2 separate regions of the Homo sapiens genome follow, and region 2 is linked to region 1. A link is a loop called in an ENCODE intact Hi-C map of the cell type or tissue named here. Cell type or tissue: heart right ventricle. All regions are shown on one strand. Links, peaks and the distances in the headings refer to the core of each region. The heading gives the core; the rest is flanking DNA. Region 1 overlaps BZW2 (basic leucine zipper and W2 domains 2). Region 2 overlaps ANKMY2 (ankyrin repeat and MYND domain containing 2).

What was found. A loop is a pair of places that touch in the nucleus more often than their neighbours do. Peaks named below come from ENCODE experiments on the same cell type or tissue, not always from the same donor. Only the 100,000 strongest peaks of a DNase experiment are listed, where the experiment ranks them.
Region 2: a loop joins it to region 1, with 2.0 times the contacts of the local background. A loop is called at or near these places in 14 of 110 quality-filtered maps.

Annotation. Positions count from the first base shown.
Region 1 is chr7:16,690,207-16,700,485 of GRCh38, forward strand. BZW2 (basic leucine zipper and W2 domains 2) reads left to right here. Exons shown (of 12, transcript NM_014038.3): 8 at 4,628-4,798; 9 at 6,709-6,855; 10 at 7,842-7,980. Among named protein-coding and RNA genes, the nearest start is that of BZW2, 49 kb to the left of the region's middle. In heart right ventricle, for the core only: a CTCF peak has its summit at 5,618 (motif pointing right); no DNase peak of the experiment used is centred there.
Region 2 is chr7:16,629,173-16,639,451 of GRCh38, forward strand. It overlaps ANKMY2 (ankyrin repeat and MYND domain containing 2), which reads right to left. Exons shown (of 10, transcript NM_020319.3): 2 at 7,219-7,283. Among named protein-coding and RNA genes, the nearest start is that of ANKMY2, 11 kb to the right of the region's middle. In heart right ventricle, for the core only: no CTCF peak of the experiment used is centred there; no DNase peak of the experiment used is centred there; H3K4me3 peaks cover 303 bases; H3K27ac peaks cover 3,441 bases.

The DNA of each region.
Region 1 (10,279 bases), core at 1,507-9,506:
CTTTTTTTTTTTTTGAGACAGAGTCTGGCTCTGTCACCCAGGCTGGAGTGCAATGGCACAATCTCGCTCACTGCAACCTCTGCCTCCGGAGTTCAAACAATTCTCCTGCCTCAGCCTCCCGAGTAGGTGGGATTACAGGTGCTCTCCACCACACCCAGCTAATTTTTGGATTTTTTTTAATAGAGACGGGGTTTCACCATGTTGGCCAGGTTAGTCTTGAACTCCTGACCTCAAGTAATCCGCCCACCTCAGCCTCCCAAAGTGCTGGGATTATAGGCGTGAGCCACCACACTCAGCCTATAATCATAACTTTCTAGACATTTTAAGGTTTTAATATGATAAAAATTTCATCAATCTCACTTAATCAAATACTTGTGATGTCTGTCTTGAGTAGCAGTCAGACTGTGCTAATCTCAAATGTGTGTTAAATAGTTTGCTAACAAAATAAAAGTTTAAACAAGATTTCCCTGGAAATACTTAAGCTGTTGCAGAAATTAAACAAGTTAATTGTGTCACAATTGCTTGATTATATTTTTATTTCTCCATCTTTGTGTTTTTCTAAGAAAATCCAGAAAAATATTTTGTTCTTGTAATTTCTATCTGCTCCCTACAATTTCTTTCTTCTTGATGCAGCAGCTGTGAAATGCCAAGATTTCTCCAGGTGGAATTGCTTTTACAGTTCTAGGATGAAGTGTAAAAATAAGACACAGCGCTGCCATCTCTTCACCTGGCCTGTTCTCTGTTGTTCTCTTCCAATGTGTTTCAGTGTGCAAGGGTCCAGTCCCATGAGATAATTCTAAGACTATCTCTTTTCCTCAAGAACACATGAAAGTAATTTTAAATGTAAATACTTGCAATTTAAATCACTTAAGAATACTTTGTTTCTTGAAGTTTACCTTAAATAGATTTGTGTGTTTAAAGTTTTTAGATTATGGTAAAAAAGGTACAGAAGTCTAGATTCTAGTTCATAATAATTTTCATTCCTCATGTTTCCTGAATGTCTACCCTGTGCTGGGCATGGTACCACAAGCTGCAGAGCCAGTAGAGAACAGGATAGAAAAGTTGCCTGCCCTCGTGAAACCTACTTTCTAGTGGACTTAGGGCAAATCCCTGTAAACAGAAGCAAAAGTCACAGAAGATAAGTGAATAGGTTGCTGAGGAAGGTGGAGGTTCATATGAAGGGAACATATTTCTTGTCCATGAGGCTGTGGGTTGTCTATAGATTAGCTCTATCTTGGCTAAGCCTGGCTTAGTTCCACATGCCTTTTCATTCGGGCACAGGCTGAGGGAGCAGCTCCCATCTGGGCCATTCTGTCTTCATGGCAAAGTACCAGAACACAGAGACTGAACTGAACGTCTCAAGTACCTTAAAAACTCACCTATGGACGCTGCCATGCCTGGCAATAGATTGGGAAAATCCAATCCACTAATAGGCTGCTTCTCCACCTCTGCAGATAGACATAGCAAGGAGGGGGTTCTCTTAATACTCTTTTGAAGAAGAGAAGGTGTATGATTGGGAACAAAGATACAATCTATCCGGTTATTTCTTAAAGCAGTAATTTTCTTAAAGATATTCACAACTATAGCCTGGTTAGCTTAATTAGATGGCTTCATTTATAAAATTCATTTTCTTTTTGGAAACACATGTCATTTAGCTGTTTTTACTAGGTTCTGTGTGTGTGTGTGTGTGTGTGTGTACATATGTGTGTGTTTGTGTATATATATGGAACATAGGTGGTGGTTTCTGCGAGAAACATATAAACTGGGTGAGAACAGCGTAGTTGCCTATGCACTATGCCTGCCTGATATTTGTTGAATCAACAAAAGAATGAGGAACTAGTGAGTCAGTTCCACTCTTTAGGAGGAAATTTTGTTTTATGAACATATACAACAAAATTCTCTTTAACTGTGAACTACTACATTTTAGGAAAAGTTGTGTATTACTAGACTTTAGCTATCACCCACTATTACAATACAGAAGAAAGAGCAATTTATAGCAACTCAGAGAGGTGAGGGGATGGGAGAAGCCAACCCTTATTACTGACAAAGAGAATAGTGATTAAGAAATCAAAGATATTGATCTCTTCCATTATTTATTCAATAAGTATGTATCGATTATATTATATGCCAGAAACTTCCAAGAGATGGGGAGATTGAAAGGAACCAAACCAACAGACCCTTTCCTTCATGAAGCTTATATTCTATTTCAGGAGAGTGGGCCATAAACTAAAAACCGTAAAATATGTATTATAATAAAGGTAAAAATTAAGTAGGGGCCAGGTGTGGTAGCTCACACCTGTAATCCCAGCACCTCAGGAGGCTGAGGCAGGTGGATATCTTGAGATCAGGAGTTCAAGACCAGCGTGACCAACATGGTGAAACCTTGTCTATACTAAAAATACAAAAAATTAGCCGGGCGTGATGGTGCACACCTGTAATCTCAGTTACTCGGGAGGCTGAGGCAGGAGAATTGCTTGAACCCGGGAGGTGGAGGCTGCAGTGAGCTAAGATCACGCCACTTCACTCCGGCCTGGGTGACAGAGCAAGACTCCGTCTCAAAACAAAACAAAACAAAATTAAGTAGGAAAGAGTTAAAGAGCTTCCAAATGTGGGCTGTAACTTTCAGTGGTGGAAAGCCCTCTGTGATAAGATGACATTGGTGTAAAGACTTGAGGGAGGTGTGGAGTGAACTGTTTAAATATCTCCACATAGAGCATTCCAGGCAAAGGGAATGGGAAATGGGAAGGCCTTGGGGCATGGGATATTGGGGACCGCAAGGGGAGAGCAGGTGAGAGCAAAAGTGTAGATAAGCTCAGAGAAGTAGCAAGGCCCATATCATCTAGGGCTTTGGCTTGTATTCCAAATAAGATAGAAAACTTTTGGAAATTCTCTGCAGAATGGTGTGTAATGTGATTTTGACTCTCAACAGGATCACTCTTGCTGTCACTTTGGGAATAGACTCAGGAGCAAGAGCAAAAGCAGAGAGACCTTAATCTAGGGATGAGATGATACAGATTTGTACCACGGTATGGTTTCTCTAAAAAAATACAAACCATGTTCCAAGTCAAAAAATGACATGGTATGATTTAGACGGGCTTCCCCTCAACTTAATCTGAATAATGATTTTCAATGTATTATATACTATTCATAAGAATTTGGAATGTAGTTCATAAGTGAACTACGAGTGATATGTTTAATGGCATATTGCTCTGAACATAACTTTAAATCAAACTTTGCAGTCACACTCTTCCTAAATAGAATATTGAATGCTAGCACAGAGTAATGGAATAAGTATTGACTTGGGGGCACACAGCTCTGTTCTTAAATATTTTTGGTGGCATAAATTGGGTCAAGCTGCTTAACCTTGTTGAAACTTGGTTTACCGTCTAGAAAAATGTCTGCTTTACACAGTTATTATGAGGAAAGTGCCAGTACATTTTGATTCATAGAAGAAACTCAATAAAAATACATTAGTTCCCTTCCCTGCAGATTTGGAAGATGTGGAGCAGTAGAGGAAATATCAGTGACGCAGTTTCAGTGTGGTATAAAATGTTTGCTTTATTATGAATGCGTGTTTGATAGCTGCTCCCACCAGCTCTCTTCTGACATTTTTGAAACATATGACTCAACAGGGGAAATTAATAGGATGATAGAACATTGAAATTTGAATCCTGACATAGGAGCCCTCCAGCTGTGTTCCTATAGGTGGTGGCAAACCCATTGCAGATCTACTGAGGCTCTTTCTGGAACCACATAGCCATTGGCCATATATATGCAAGTCTAACCAATACAAAAGCTTGGATATATTTTTTAGACCCTGCAGCAGTCTGAAAAATGTGAGAACTTTGAAAATCATCTTAATTTCATAGATGGGAGTTGAACTCACCCAGGATTAGATCATGACTAAGTGTTACTGAGATTCTGCCAAACTGTGTAGGGTAAAATGGAAATGAGGTGAAAATATGAGAGCAGCTATGGTATATTGCTCTTTTTGAAAATTTCCATCAGAATTATGTAATAAACTAGAGTTGGTAGGGTAGGTGTCTTAGACCTTTTCTATTACTTATAACAGAATACCTGAAACTGGGTTATTTATACAGAAAAGGAACTTATTTCTTAACAGTTATGGAGGCTAAGTCCCATGTCAAGGGGCTGCATCTGGTGAGGGCCTTCTTGCTGGTGGGGACTCTGCAGTGTCCCAGGAAGGCTCAGAGTATCACATGGCGAGGGGGCTGAGTGTGCTAGCTCAGGTCTCCCCTCCTCTTTTTTAAAGCCACCAGGTCCCCTCCCAACATAACCCACTAATCCATGAATGGATTAATCCATTCATGAGGGCAGAGCCCTTATAATCCAGTAACTCTTTAAAAGCCTCATCTCTCAGTATTGCCACAGTAGGGTCCAAGTTTATCTCAATTGCTTACCCTTTTTTTCTTTTTCTTTGTGAAACTGCCTGATTTCAGAAGATGTTTAGCTCAGTAAATATACCAGAGATTTGTTGTTTTGTAAAACAGTCTTTATTCTTTTCTTCCAAATGTGAGATATTCTAAGTGAAATGAAGACTTTTGTCCTTTATGCTTGCTGAAATTTGAATGGCTTGTTTTATAGCAGTCTTTTTTCCCTTTTTCAGGAACTCTTTCCAGTTAACAGACAGAGTGTGGATCATTTTGCTAAATACTTCACTGACGCAGGTCTTAAGGAGCTTTCCGACTTCCTCCGAGTCCAGCAGTCCCTGGGCACCAGGAAGGAACTGCAGAAGGAGCTCCAGGAGCGTCTTTCTCAGGAATGCCCGATCAAGGAGGTGGGAGACCACGGGCAGACATCACCTCAATACACATGAATGAGAGGAATTACATGGGCTGTGTAGCAAAGGCTTTCCTTAACAAGTCTGTCCTATGCTTATTGCTGTAAACTTTGTCCACTTATTCCTACCATTTAAATTAACTCAGCTTCAAAGTATTGATTTAGAATCCTCCATTTTTGTTAACACTCTAGGATGGTCCAGAAATTAATAGTGATTTCCACACAACTGACTTATTTTACCAGGCTGCTATGATTTTCAAAATATTTCATCTGTCAAAGAGATTTGACCATCCACTATCAGTATAGCCCATTATATGGTAGTTTTAAAATTTTGTTGCAGGTTATCTAACCTGATTAAGCATTTGTCTAGTGTTTGGAATTAACACTGGATTTTTTGTTCATCACTCTGTATGAATATGTAACAGGCTTTTTATTTGAAAAAAGTTTGAATTCCTGTCATGGGAAAAGACTAGTTGGATCAGTGACTTGTTTAATCCCACTCACACTTGGAAGAGCTGTGTTTCCCTATAATGTAAAAGCTATATTTTTTATAATACGCATATACATAGTTTATATATACATGCTATAGTTCACAAAGCAATGACTATATCTTTTTTTTATTTTTAGTGTATCTGGAGAGAGCTTTCTATTTGAAGTTTTAAAATCTTTCATGCAACAATTTAAAAATTAATATAAAGCGTCCTTTCTTTTTTTCCACGTGCTCTAAAATGCCTGACCCACACCTCCTTCCATGCTCCAAGCCCTGCTTGGCAGCTCACATGGTTGAAGCCTGGAGAATGTAGGACTGATACTATCCAGCAGGTGGAGGTGTTGGAATGACAAATATTCTTAAGTCTCATGGTATTAAGGATAGCAGTATATTTAATCATATTTCTCCAAGCAAGAATTTGTACATTATTTTCCATGGGGAAAAGAAGCAAACATAAAAAGCCTTGTGATGCTTGTAGATGCCAGGATGTCACACTTTTATGTGGCTTCCTCCAGCCAGCACAGGGACTGGGACTGCCCGGCTCCTTCTGCTTTTGAAGGCTGCTCAAGTCACTGCTGGCATTTCTACACTCCAGGCCAGAAGTCAAGAAAGCAATGTGTTTCCAGCAAAAAAGAAAAGGGAGGGAAAAAAAAGGTGTTACTACTACTCACAAAGTAGTATGCTGGAGATATACGATGACTTTCAATCACTTCTGAGGCCCAAACCTCTATTTATTATTTTATTTTAAAAGGAAAAAGCCTTTCAAATAAATTTTAGGCAAGCCTATATTCCATACTCTCAGGGTTGAGTATAAATTTGCATATTTATACATAATTCAAAGGAGAAAATAAGTTGCTGAATACTGCTGAATTGATGTATATGAAATTTAAAAATTGCCTTTGCACTTACAATTTATTTACAAATTAACTTTTCACTGAGATGGGGCATAAGGATCATCAAAAGTAATCATTGAAGAATAAATTGTGGAGAATGGACCTGTACAAACCCAAGATGGTATCCATCAAGAGGTTTTAAAGTTTAGGGATGGGATAAAAGTTCACAACGCTGTTGCCTTCTTTAAATCTCCAAAAAGTCAAACTGGCTCAAGTATCCCTACTCTACTAGACTCAAAGGGGTTTCTCTATGAGGAAACAAAAATCCTCTCTTACTCCACATTATCCAGCAGCTCCTGGCCAGAGCTAAGCCTATTAATTTTGGGACTAAAAATAAATTTGCTTTGAGAACAAATCATTATAGTTTTTCTCCCTCTTCCAGTCTGAGAATGCAGACAAGGAAAGGAGAAGCTAAGCAGATTGTTTCTTAGCTGCCCCAAAACCTTGATTGACTGGGCAGCTAGCGGGGAGATGGGAGCCCTCCATCTGCCTGTTACTTTCTGACCCCATTTCCATGTAATGTAGGTGGTGCTTTATGTCAAAGAAGAAATGAAGAGGAATGATCTTCCAGAAACAGCAGTGATTGGTCTTCTGTGGACATGTATAATGAACGCTGTTGAGTGGAACAAGAAGGAAGAACTTGTTGCAGAGCAGGCTCTGAAGCACCTGAAGGTAACAGCCCTTAGCAAGGAACTGACCCAGCCAAGGGCAAACTGCAGCTTTTTTTGTTTGTTTGTTTGTTTGTTTGAGAGTGCAGTGGCACGATCTGCGCTCACTGCAACTTTGAACTCCTGGGCTCAAGCCACCCTCCCTCCTCAGCCTCCCAGGTAGCTAGGACTACAGGCGCGTGCCACCACGTCTGGCTAATTTCTTCATTTTTTGGTAGAGATGTAGTCTCGCTGTGTTGCCCAGGCTGGTCTTGAACTCCTGCATTCAAGCTATCCTCCTGCCTTGGCCTCCCAAAGTGTTGGATTGCAGGCATGAGCCACCACGCCGGGCCCAAATTTGTCTTAATTGAGAGTATGACAAATGGGTTCCAACTACAATTACCCTAGACTCAGACTAAACATATACTTCCTAATTTTTTTCCAAGTTTGCACCCAGCGTTCATGAGAACATAGCAGTGAGTAAACTGTCCATGTTACTTTGATCAGGGAAGGCCCTTTGGAAGAGATAAGTATTGAATTGAGTAAGTCTCAGAAAAACAATGGCTATGCCTCAGTGTCAGAAAGTCAAGGATATTTCTAAATGAATGCTTTTTATCCCAGCAGCTCATCAAGATTCCTTCCCTGTACCCACTAAGAGACCAAATATGAGAATCTGCCTATATTAAAGATAATTGCTGGCCTGCTATGTCTAAGGGATATTTCGAAAATGAGGTCATATCCTCATAGAATATCCATTGTATTATTGGACTGTGGCTCTGCCATTGAAAAAATGTGAATCTTCTTCCCAGTTCCCTCACAGGTCGACTATACTGCTTTGTTCCTACTGTTCTGTTCCCCTCACCCCATTGGGCACAATATGATGATAAAAGGTGTCAATCCTGAAAGTCAGTCTTTTCTAAGCAACCCTCCAGGTTACTGTTATAGTTCCAGCAGTGTCGGCTCTGTACCTCCCACGCAAGTGACGGCTTTTACTCTCCACTTCTGTTCTAGCAATATGCTCCCCTGCTGGCCGTGTTCAGCTCCCAAGGCCAGTCAGAGCTGATCCTCCTCCAGAAGGTTCAGGAATACTGCTACGACAACATCCATTTCATGAAAGCCTTTCAGAAGATTGTGGTTCTCTTTTATAAAGGTATCCATCCACGTGCCACTGCTGTGCTTCTGTGTTTTGCTGAAGCTCTTTGAGAGGCAGAGCAGGCAATGAGGCAGAGGAGGTCATGGGGCTCTGTTTAGAGAGGGACAGCAAGATGCTAATTTGTGAAAGTTTTATTGAGGCAACCATACCATGTAGAGAGAGGAGGCATACACGCCATATATGCGTTGCCTTGGAAACCCTGCTTAGGCCCCTGGGCACTTCTCATTGGTAGATGAACTGGTAATTGTTTCTTGGGGTTGGTGGAAAAAAAATGTAATTATATAAAATTGAGCCTGTTTTTGAATTGTAAGGATTAGCTCTAATAACAATGATTATCAAAATAGTATATATATTATGTTCAGACTCTTTTAGGTACCATAAATCTGACTTTAAAATTACTGAAGTAATTAGCCTTTTTACTTTGTATTTTAGTTACTTGGCCCAGCCATTCTCCTGTTTTCCAAGGGAATGGCTATTTTTAGGTTTTCACATTTACTGTCTTTTCATTGTATTTATAAGGATTAGGTTGCTATGACAACTGGCACTAAAATATGAATGCTAAAGGTTTTAACCGATCCCAATCTGTATACCTACAGCATACAGAAATGTCCTAGGCTATTTTTTGGGCCTACATTTATGTAGTTTTGTGAGGGAGAAAAAGGAACACTTAAGAAGTGGTACATTTTGAACATTATAACATGTTTATTTTATGTTATTATGTTCATAAATATCATATCAGAAAAGTTAAAATAATACCAGCCAAATGTTTATTTTCCCTTTCATGTGTTCCTAAATTTGTCTCTTTTGAATTATATCTTGGGAATTTGGAAAATAAAGGTTTTAGATAAATAATAGCTCTTTTAAAAATGCTTAATAGCATTTCACAATGAATTTTTATTGGCCACGTAGATTCCTCAAATGAATGAATCTTGTCCACAAGTGTTTGGGTGATATTTTACTTTTTCAGGGCACAGAGGTATTCAGCAACAATTATAATAGTCAGGAGGAAAATATGATGGCCACCCATTGCCACTTGAAGTTCAGTAATTGGTATTTTCTCCAACCAGACCTGAGTTGGGTCTTCTTGGATTTAGTCATAAGATAGCAGTGTCCTAAAACTAGGCCCCACCCAATGATACCCAAAGTGATCCACCCATCAGAACCAAACCTGCAAGCCATGTTACCAATTCATAGATGGTACCCAGCAGCCAAGAACGAGAAGTGGGGCCCAACCTTCTGTGGCCACAGCTGGCTCCATTTGTAAAACTGGCAGAGAGACCTATGGGACAGGTTTCACATTTGTTTTGAGGGTGGTCAATTTTTTCCACTACGGAAAACCAAACTGTTCGTAAACTAGTTAGTTACCTGAACATAGTTTGCTTTCTTGTCATATAAAAGATAACCCAACCAGTGTTTCTCACCAATTTTTTTTTTTAACTGAGACATCGTTGTCGGAGTCTCATCTTCAGGAGCACCCTATCGTATTATTGTAATGAAATCACAAAGAATCAGCAAACCCATTGTTACGGGAAATGACATCTAGGTGGCACATGAACTATTAAAATCCTTCAGATTTCTCATTTTAACCACTAATGCCAACCTCCTTTTCCTTTAGACTTAGACTTCTTATAACAACTACTGACAGGTAGTAAAACTGGCTACTTTGAGTTTTTTCTTCTTCATCAGCCCCAGATGCTAAGGGTCAGTATGACCTGAAATTAGAAAATAACTCAAGAAGTAAGCACTAGGAAGTAAAAAGAAGAGGCATGAGCTCTTAGGCTCATTGATTAACTAGGTAATCAGCGTTTAAATAACCTAAAGTTAGTGAGGTCTGTGGCAAGTATGACCTGGCCCCAGGGAACACAGGAAGGGTGAGTGTCAACATCAATTTTATTTCTGCCTTAGTTATTTTTGGAAATGAAATTGGGAAACTTTTTTAAAAATGTAAACCTAAAACACATCACTGAACTAACATTTTCAATACCATTTTCTAGGTAATTTTGTAATTTTCCACAGAATGATATATATAGTCTGTTTTCTTAAGTGAAATGATTCCATGTTTTCTCTGGAGAACATGCAATCCCTGAGGAATGATTGTTCCATACCACCGTTAAGAGCGTTACTGTGTTAACTATGTTTACCATCTTGTCTCTTTTTTGCCAGATTTTTACTTTCACCTTATTTTGTCCACCAAACACTTGTGCACCAGGAGACATGTATTTGATTTGTTTCTGTAAAGATTTGGATGCTCTCATTCCGTGTTTTATATGCCTAGAGGGAGACTTAGTAAACAGTG
Region 2 (10,279 bases), core at 1,537-9,536, 61 kb before region 1:
TGTTTACCAGCTGTCACCTTAGCAGAAATTGGTTTTTAGAGCAAACCAATGAGAGAGTTTCTTTCCAGAAAGGTAAGTATCGGCCAGGCACAGTGGCTCACGCCTGTAATCCCAACACTTTGGGAGGCTGAGGTGGGCAGATCACTTGAGGTCAGGAGTTCAAGACCAGCCTGGCCAACATGGCAAAACCCTGTCTCCACTAAAAATACAAAAATTAGCTGGGCTTGGTGGTGGGTGCCTACAGTCCCAGCTACTCGGGAAGCTGAAGCAGGAGAAGCACTTGAACCTGGGAGGTGGAGGTTGCAGTGAGCCGAGATGGCGCCACTGCACTCCAGCCTGGGCGACAGAGTGAGACTCTGTCTCAAAAAAAAAAAGGTAAATGTCTATCCCAATCATGTCATCTGCTGTGCAATCTCTGAAACTGCTCTTTTTGTCATGTGTATAATACAGTATATGATTTTCAGATACCAAATTTAAGTGCTGTGGTAGATGGTCCTGGGTATTAGAAAAAAAACTAGTGATAAGTAACAAATTTACACTTATTTTTCAAAGAAGTGGATATCACATGTACTTTCCTATCTTAGTACAATTTTGTGTTATAAGAATTTAGAACAGTATGAAGGAAATTATAAATTTTGACTGCAATGATTACTATGCATTATCTTGGTTCTAGTACCATGTGATTTATAAAAACTTTCCCATGGGCAAAGTAAAAAGAAGTAATATTAATAAATTTTGATGCTCCATAGAGATATAAACCCACCATGCTATAAATTTTCTATTTATTCTAGTGTTTTTATAGTATTTCAGTGTAAATATCCAGAAAAGGAAATAATTTGAAACAATACTGCTAATCTACTAGAAGTAGAAGAGAATATTCCCATGTTCAAAATACATGATGCAAGTTAATTTAAAATATTATATTACAGTTGTAAAGATGAAATAACTTAGTATCAGACAGAATACTAAATGTCCATCTCTACTCAAACTAGAAAGGTAGTGATAAATTTCATAAAATGTTATCATATTGTAATTCATCAATTCTAAGATGCATCTCACTTTTATATTTAAAATCTCCAGAATTTTCACTTTACTAAAGTCTCACAAATTACCATCAGTTTACACTCCCCTCATTTAAAAAATATCTAGATGAATTTTTAAATTTATGACATCTTAGACTCAATGATATGCAAGAGTAAAAATCCTCACGTCCTTGTCATTTCCCAAAGATAACCTTGTAGGTAGTCTGCTTAACTGAATAGCATGAGAAACAAGCTTCTACAATTCTTTAGATACAATCCCCTTAAAAATAAAGTTCCTCTCCCATAATTCTTAAGTCAAAGAATCAATCAACATTAGGTTATTACATTGGAATTCTATGTCATTAAATGCAGCATCCATTCATTCAGCAAATATTTAATGAGTGCTTAATACATGTCAGACACTGATCTATACATTGGAGGTAGCAATAAGCAAACTTCATGCCTCCCATAGTCTAAGTCCCTGGGACTTACAGTACAGGTGACTAGATGGATGGTGATACAAGTGCTGGAAGAAAATAACATTAAGCAAAGGAGAGTAGTGCCAGAGGGAAAGAGAAGACTATTATTTTAAAGAGGACATTCAAGGAATGTCCCGCTGAAAAGGTGGCACTTGAACAAAGCCCTGAAAGGAGTTAGGGAGGCAAGGAATGCAGATAACTACAGGAAGGATGCTCCAGGGAAAGGGAATGAAAGTGCAAAAAACTTTGTGCTGTGTTCAAGGATCATCACAGAGGCCAAGTCTGTCTGCAGCCCACTCAATCTTCAGGAACACATAGGAAGCTTCTTGTCTTGATTCTGGTACTTCTATTTGAACATTAAATATGATGCTAAAGTTTGTGGAAGGTTTCTGCAAACCTATCAGGTTACAGAAGAGTCATTCTATCCTAATTTGTTAGTTTATACCATCAAAGGTTATTACATTTTATAATATACATTTTAGCATCTGTTGTGGTGATCCTATTTGTTTCTCTTTTATTCTGTAATATAGTGAATTACACTGAAAGGTTTTCTAAAACTGAACTATCCTAACATTCTTGGAAAAACCTTACTTGGCTATGATATCTTATAATCCTTTTAACAGATGGCTGCATCAACCTGCTAACATTTTTAGAATTTTTGCCTCTGTATTTATAAAGTGAATTGGGTCCATAGTTTTGTGAAACTTCTTACTATTTGGCATCAGCATTATGCTAGCCTTATCAAATAAATGAGTTGAGTATCTTCCCATCTTTTTCTAAACTAATGGTATAATTAGTGTAAAATGAGAATTAACTGGTCCTTAAAGTTTGATAAAGCTTACTCTGGTTTGCAGCTTTTGAAGGTGGTAGGAGATTTAAAAATATTTATACAAATTTTCCTTAATTATTGATTATTCCAATTATTGATTATTCCAGTTTTTCTACTTTTTTTTTTTTTTGAGACAGAGTCTCACTCTGTCACTCAGGCTAGAGTGCAATGGTGCAATCTCAGCTCACTGCAACTTCCGCCTCCAGGGTTCAAGCGATTCTCCTGCCTCAGCCTCCCAAGTAGCTAGAACTACAGGCGCCCGCCACCACGCCTGGCTAATTTTTGTATTTTTAGTAGAGAAGGGGTTTCACCATGTTGGCCAGGCTGGTCTCGAACTCCTGACCTCAGGTGATCCAACCGCCTCGGCCTCCCAAAGTACTGAGATTACAGGCGTGAGGCACTGTGCCCGGCCCAGTTTTTCTACTTCTATATGAGATGAATATATTCATTTTAATTTTCTACAAAGATCATATGGGTTTCCAAATGTGTTATCTTAATAAAAAAGTTATGACAATCTTCTTTATAATTGCAGTTATGTTTTTCTTTCTCCCTCCCTCCCTCCTTCTCTTTCTCCTTTCTTTCCCCCCGTCTTTCCTTCCTTCCTCTCTCCCTCCCTTTCTCCTTTCCTTCCTTCCTCCTTACTGTTTATACATGTTGTTTTCTTGCTTGTACTTCCCAAGCTGTATCTATATTTTGGTTTTAAGTTGATAATTTTTACTGTTTTTTCTTTCCTGTTTTATTGAGATACAATTCATATAGCATACAATTTACTCAATTAATTTGTACAAATAAATCGGTTTATTATACTCACAGAGTTGTGCAGCCATCACCACAATCAATTTTTGAATATTTTCATAATCCCTGAAAGAAACTCCATACCCATTAGCAGTCATTTCCCACTTCACCCCCACTCCCTTACTCAGCCCCAGTCATCCACTAATTTACTTTCTGTTCCTATGAATTTGCCTATTTTTGGTATTTTGTATAAATGGAATCCTAAAATATGCAATATTTTGTGACTGACTTCTTTCACTTAGCATTAATGTTTTCAAGGTTGATGCATGTTGTAGCAAGTATCAGCATTTCTTTCATCTTTGTAACTGAATAATACCCATCATAGGATTATACTATATTTTGTTGATGTATTCATCAGTTGAACATTTGGGTTGTATCTACCTTTGACTATTATGAATAATGCTGTTATAAACATGCATTTGCATATGCAAAATTTTGTGTGGATATATGTTTTCATTTCTCTTAAGTATATATATAGGATTTCTGGGTCATATGGTAACTCCATGTTTAATCATGTGAGGAACTGCGAGACTATTTTCCAAAGTGGCTACACGATTTAACATTCCCACCAGCAATGTATGAGGGCTCCAATTTCTTTACATCCTTGCTAATACCTGCTATACCACCTTTCTGATTATAGCTATCCTGGTGGATATGAAGTGGTATTTCATTGTGCTTTTTATTTGCATTTCCCTGATGGTTAATGATGTTGAGCCTTTTTTCATTATGTATTGATCACTTGTATATCTTCTTTGGAGCAATATCTATCCAGATCCTTGGCTCATTTTTTAATTGAGTTATATATTGTTTTATTATTGAGTTGTAGAAGTTCTTATTATTTTCTAGTTACAAGTTCCTTATCAGATATAATTTATAAAATTTTTCTCCCATTTTGTAGACTGTCTTTTCACTTTCTCGGTGGTACGCTTTGAAACACAAAAGTTTTTAATTTTGATTATTTCCAGCTTATCTATTTTTATATTGTTGCTTATGTTTATCTGCTTTTAAAATTTTTTATTTCTGTTTTTTCTAAATCATTTCTTTTTTTAGTATACTTACTCTTTTAATAATTTCATGAACTGAAAGCTCAGAACACCATAAAGATTAAAAGTGCAATGATAAACACTACAAAATTTCTTTTGAGTATCACTTTGGCCAGCAAACAAAGCTTTTGATAAATGTTGTATTTTCAGTTGTAAACAGTCAGCAATTTTTATTCCTATATCTTCATTAACCTGAGAATTATTTAGAGACAAAAAAACAAATTCCAAGATATGTGCTTCATTATTTGGATTATATTTTTGTTTCTTTTCGAATGTATTATACTACATTTAGCAAAGCTGTCTGAAATAAGCTACAATTTCCGTTATAAAATAGTATAATACATGGATTAATTTTTATCAATGTTACATGTAAAGAAGATATACTATTTTTTTCTGCTAATATACAGTCCATGTACTGTTAATTGGGTTGTCCAAATTTTCTACATCCTATGTTACTTTTTTTCTATTTAATCTGTTAGTTTCTAAAAGGTGCTATTGCGATCTTACAGATTTCTCCTTTGAGCACCATCATTTTTTTCTTTATGAACCTCAATGCCTATAGCTGATAAGTTTATAAGAAAAGGCTTAAGGCTATTATGTTCTTGGTGTATTATTAATTTAATATATAAGACAGAATATCCATATAATTATTTTTTGCTTTAAACTTTATTTTGTCTGATATTAATTTTGCTACCCATGTGTGGGTAAAGAGTTAACAGAACCCCTTTCCCTTCTGCATGAGAAATTGAAGTTCAATGAACTTTTTAGCACTAGACTGTGCTATATAATATAGTAGCCACTAGCCACATATGGCTATTTAAATTTAACTTCTAATTAATTAAAATTAAACAAAATTAGAAACCGGTACTTCTAGCCAAGATATAGTAACAGAAACCAGAGTTATCTTCTTCCTAGAGTAACAGAAAAACAGACAAAATAACAATTTGCAAGACACTGTCGGTTAGGCAATAAAACACATGATCCCTGAGAAAGGGAAAGCAACTGAATTGGCTCCTGCAATTGCCTAGCTTATAACCTTAAGAGGGTTTATAGGTTACAGTATATGGAGAGGTCAGCCAGACTGAGCCTGGCAGACTGCATTGAGGCGATGGAGTTGAGCATCCAGGGTCACCAAGTTGGCTTAAGTTCCCAGGAAGAGTAAAAGAGAGAAGAGAGCTGCACAGAAAGGGAATTCTAAAGATCTGCAGAGGGTTTCTTCAGAGTGTTTGGCTGGAGTACTGATCAACACACGCGTATGTGGAAACTACCCAAGCCTGGGCAAATAACTAGCTGACAGCATTACAAGGAATAGCATCCAGTGCTCACACAGGGCCAGGAAGAGTGCCTGTTCCCACCAGCCAGGCTTGAAAACCTCAAGCATCTGAGAACATTGCATAGAGGACAAGGAAGTGCCTTAGTTCAACACCAGGAAAAAAATCCTTTACTGAGCATTTTGCTAGTTCCACCTAACAAACATTAAAAACTAGAACTGAAATAATCAAACTGCTTCCAAGTAACTTAACTGTGTTCATGAAAAAAAGCTCAGGAGTATTTATCAAAATACAGAATCATACAGCACCCAGTAAGGTAAAATTGACAATGTCTAGCACCCAATAAAAAACAATCAAACATGGAAAGAATAAAAACATACAACCCATAAAGAGAAGATAAATCATTCAAAAGAAATAAAAACAGATGTCCATACCAACATTTGTACATAAATGTTCATAGAAGCTTTATGGTAATCATCCCCAAACTGGAAACAACCCAAAACTCTAACAGCTGATGAATGGATAAAAAGATTATGGTATACACATACAACAAAAAAAACTACTCAGCAAGAAAAAGGAATAATATATGCTACAGCATGGGTGAATCTCTATGCTAAATAAAAGATGCTAGATTAAAAAAAGAGTACTTATTGTGTGATCTCATTTATATGAAATTCTTGGAAATGCAAACTAATATATTGTGACTAAAAGCAAATTAATGCTTTTTGCAGGAGTGGGTGGGGAAGGGCAGGAAGGAGAGATTACAAAGGGGTATGAGGAAATCTTTGAGGTAATGGATATCTACGTTATCTTGATTATAGTGATGGTTTTACAGGTATATACATATGTCAAGCTTAACAAATTTTACACCTTAAATATGTATAGCTTATTATATATTAATTATACCTCAATAAAGCTGCTAATAACCGAAAGAAATGAAGGAATCTAAATATCCATTTCCTCAGTCAAACTTCCCTTATTTGAAGTGTTTAATGGTCACACATGGCCAATGGCTACTGTAATGCTCAGATGTTACCACCATTTCCAAAACTTATTTTAGAAGCAACTATTCTAGGAAATTGAGTTTAGGTTCACTTAACTTTCCCTAGAACTGAAGTTGCTGGATCAAATAATATACTCAGTTAAAATTGATACATATTCCAAAATTTTCTACAGAATAGTACATCAATTTACACTTAACCATTAGCATTTAAAAGTCCATTTTTCCCCATGCTTGACAAGAAATAATATGATTTTGACTTTATTTGCACTTATTTGATTACTAATAAGACTAAACTATTTTTACATGCTTATTTTTCTTTTATGACCTATTTGCTTACATTTAGTTTAGGAATTATTAGTGTAATATGAGCAAAAATGCTAGAAAAAAAACTTGTATTAAGAGATTTGAAGGCTGAGCGTGGTGGCTCATGCCTATAATCCCAGCACTTTGGGAGGCCAAGGCAGGAGGATCATGAGGTCAGGGTTCGAGCTCAGCCAGGTGAATATAGTGAAACCCTGTCTCTACTAAAAATAGAAAAATTACTCAGGAGTGGTGGTGGGTGACTGTAATCCCAGCTACTTGGGCGGCTGAGGCAGGAGAATCACTTGAAACAAGAAGGCGGAGGTTGCAGTGAGCCAAAATTGTGCCACTGCATTCCAGCCTGGGCGAAAGAGCAACACTCCATCTCAAAAAAAAAAAAAAAAAAAAAAAAAAAAAGGATATATTATCTCTTCTTATAGGAAGTAAAATCCTTTATTAAACTTCTAAAATCTTACCTCGTCCAAACAGTTGACACGAACATTCTTGCTGGATAATAATGTTCCAGCTTCTTGGACAGTACCTAAAAAAAAAAAAAAGATGAAAAGTAAGGTTATTCGTCACTAGAATAAGAGAAAAATCTAACATCAAGGAAATAAACCTTAAGGAGTTATCTGTAAGAGTACATCTAGTCAGTGTAGGTTGCTAAGAAATGAAACATCCAATCACATACTATTTATTTTACAAAGTAATTGTCCAGTAGAATAGATTTACAGAAACTAAAAATAGCTCCATCTTGTTTTTATTTTCACTGACCTTAAAGTATATTACATTGGCCACATTTTCCTTTTGGCGGTAATACAATAACCACAAAGCATAAGACTTAATACTGAAAAAAAATCTTAAAGGGTATCTAATCCAAATCACCATCTGAAGCTTAAATTCCAGTCAATGTAATACTTGGAATTCAAAATGCAGTCAGTATTTATATAATTTGTCAGCACCACATCTTGTGAATTGATGACATATTTATAATAGAGTGCTTGGTTTGGAAATACTTAGGTGAAACACATCTTCAATGCCTAGTACTACATTACAGTGCTCTATGATCAGTACTCACCACCCTGAAAGTCAACTAATGTAAACCTTAAGGTCACTCCTCTGTAAATTTGGAAAGAAGCTATAATTGGGCCAAAGTTGTCAGGTTTTTCCAGTCTTCTATAAGGCATAATGACAGAAGCATACTTGCAGGAGAGAATGTTGCTATTATCATTAGTACAAGCCAGCCACACATTTTGCCAAGAAATTTCTGGTTTTACTGGGAAGAGAAGAATGAAATTGAATGTGCTGAGGGAGAAAGGCTAAGATAAGCCTCTCCTATAAAAGAACATAAAAGAATAGGTAAGTCTCCCAATCAGGTTATTTCCTCTCTTTAAATTTAGACTTGTAGTGCAAGACTGTGCTAAACTCTGCTAGCCTTCTAGAGTTAAAGGTGAAATGCAAAATAAAGATTAGCATGCTTTTTTCTCTCTGACCCACTTCTTAAGCAAGTCACCTGAGTTCCCCTCACCAACAGAGAAAAAACAGAAACATCTCCTAGATAGAGAAGTAGCTCTGTTGGGAAAATGTCAAGTGAATGATCTACACGTCCCTGGAGTATGATAGCAGCTATTTTTTTTATAAATAATGCATTTTTCTGACCCTGTATTCCATCTGAAAGCAGTTAGTATCACTGGCTGAATCGCTATGCAAGGGCAAAGCTCTTGTGTGTGTGAGCATGCGAGCCAGTTCTACATGAAACCTTATTCGTATCTGTGTCTTCTCATCAGAGACTTTCTCAAAAATCTTTATAGAAGAATAAAACCAGAACAAAAACCCCGCACCCCAGTTTCTCTTGAGGAAGATGCTTCATCCAAATCCCATTCTCTACTGAGAACCAAAGTTATTTTCTTTTTCTATCTGCCCAAGAGATGTTTTTGCAAGAAAGGGAGAATACTATAGTGATTGTAAGCATGTCAAAACCTGCTACATGGGAAGAGTAGAATGGGGATTAAGATCATAAACATTTGGCTCTCATTAGAGAACAGGCTGATAATTCTCTAAGGTGTTTGCCAAATAGCCAACAATCTAAGTTAACATATTCTGTAAGGGAACAATATATTTTAAAGATGATGCATGTATAATGGAAAACAAACTGTTCTCTCCTGCTTAACTCTCACTCAATAGTCTCAATCCTTCACTTCTGACACCAGATATATGGGGTTTCCCCCATAAACACCAAGCAATTCTCCATTGGACACCAATGGGGTATCCTATAATTTAACTCATTTCTAACATTGTTTATCTAAAGTTAGTCAGATCTTACAGGTCAAGGGCTCAGTCCACAAGACCGTCCCCACTTCAGATGCCAATCATAAGCCCCTGTACTTCTGACTGGCTATAAATCAGGGTTCCCATGATCCCCTCCTCAGGTTCCATAATTTGCTAGGACAGCTCACAGAACTCAGGGAAACACTACTTACATTTACCCATCAATTACAAATAATATTACAAAGGACAAAGATGAACAGCCAGATGGAAGAGGGGCAAAGAGCAAGGTATGTGGCACTTGGCACAGAGATTCCATGCTCTTTCCAGGCACTCATTCTTCCAAGAACTTCCACGAGTTCAGCAATCTGGAAGCTCTCTGCAACCTGTAGTTCAGTAATATTTATGCAAGCTTGATTACATAGGTGTGACCTATTATTAAGTCAGTCTTCAGCTCCTCTCCCTTTCCTGAAGATGCGGGGAGGGGTGGAGTTGAAAAATTCAACCTTCTAATCATGGCTTGGACTTTCTCATGACCAGCCCCCATCCTGAAGCTATCCAACAGTCGCCTCATTAGAACAAAAGACATTTCTAACGCCCAGGAAATTCCAAGGGATTAGAAACTCTGTGTCAGGTACCAGGGTCAAAGACCAAATATTAGAACAATAGATGCACCTAGCACCCCATTGTTCAGGAGATTATAAGGGTTTTAGGAGCTCTGTGTTAGGAGCCAGTGGCAGAGACCAAATAGATATTTCTTATTATATCCTACATGTACACGTACCCACAATCACACTAAGGTTAGCCTTTTGAAATGCAGGGGCTGGAATGAGAAAAATAATCTGAAACAGATTGGGCTTCTAGAGGGTAAAAATAGATTTGGAACATGGATGAGCAAAACACTCCAAGAGGAAAAACTGTGATGATTTCCAATTCGGTGTTCACAATGTAATGACATTAGTCGGAAATTATAGAAGGTCCAGAATAGCATGGAAATGTGAAACACATGGCTCACACAGAAGGATTTTTACTTTATGTCATTCCTACTGTCCATAGTAGACTTAAATAATATTTTACAAGTAAGTGTAAAAGATTAATTGCTTTATTCTGGGAAATAAATATGTTAAATCTGATTTAACAAACTGCTGGGGGTGGAAGATAGAGTACTATAAGAAGGGATGTGCAAGGAGCCAACATTTACCTTCATTGGAGATAAGAAACAACAGACCTAAACTAATTAAAGTAATAATTAGTGATTTATTTCCCTTTAGA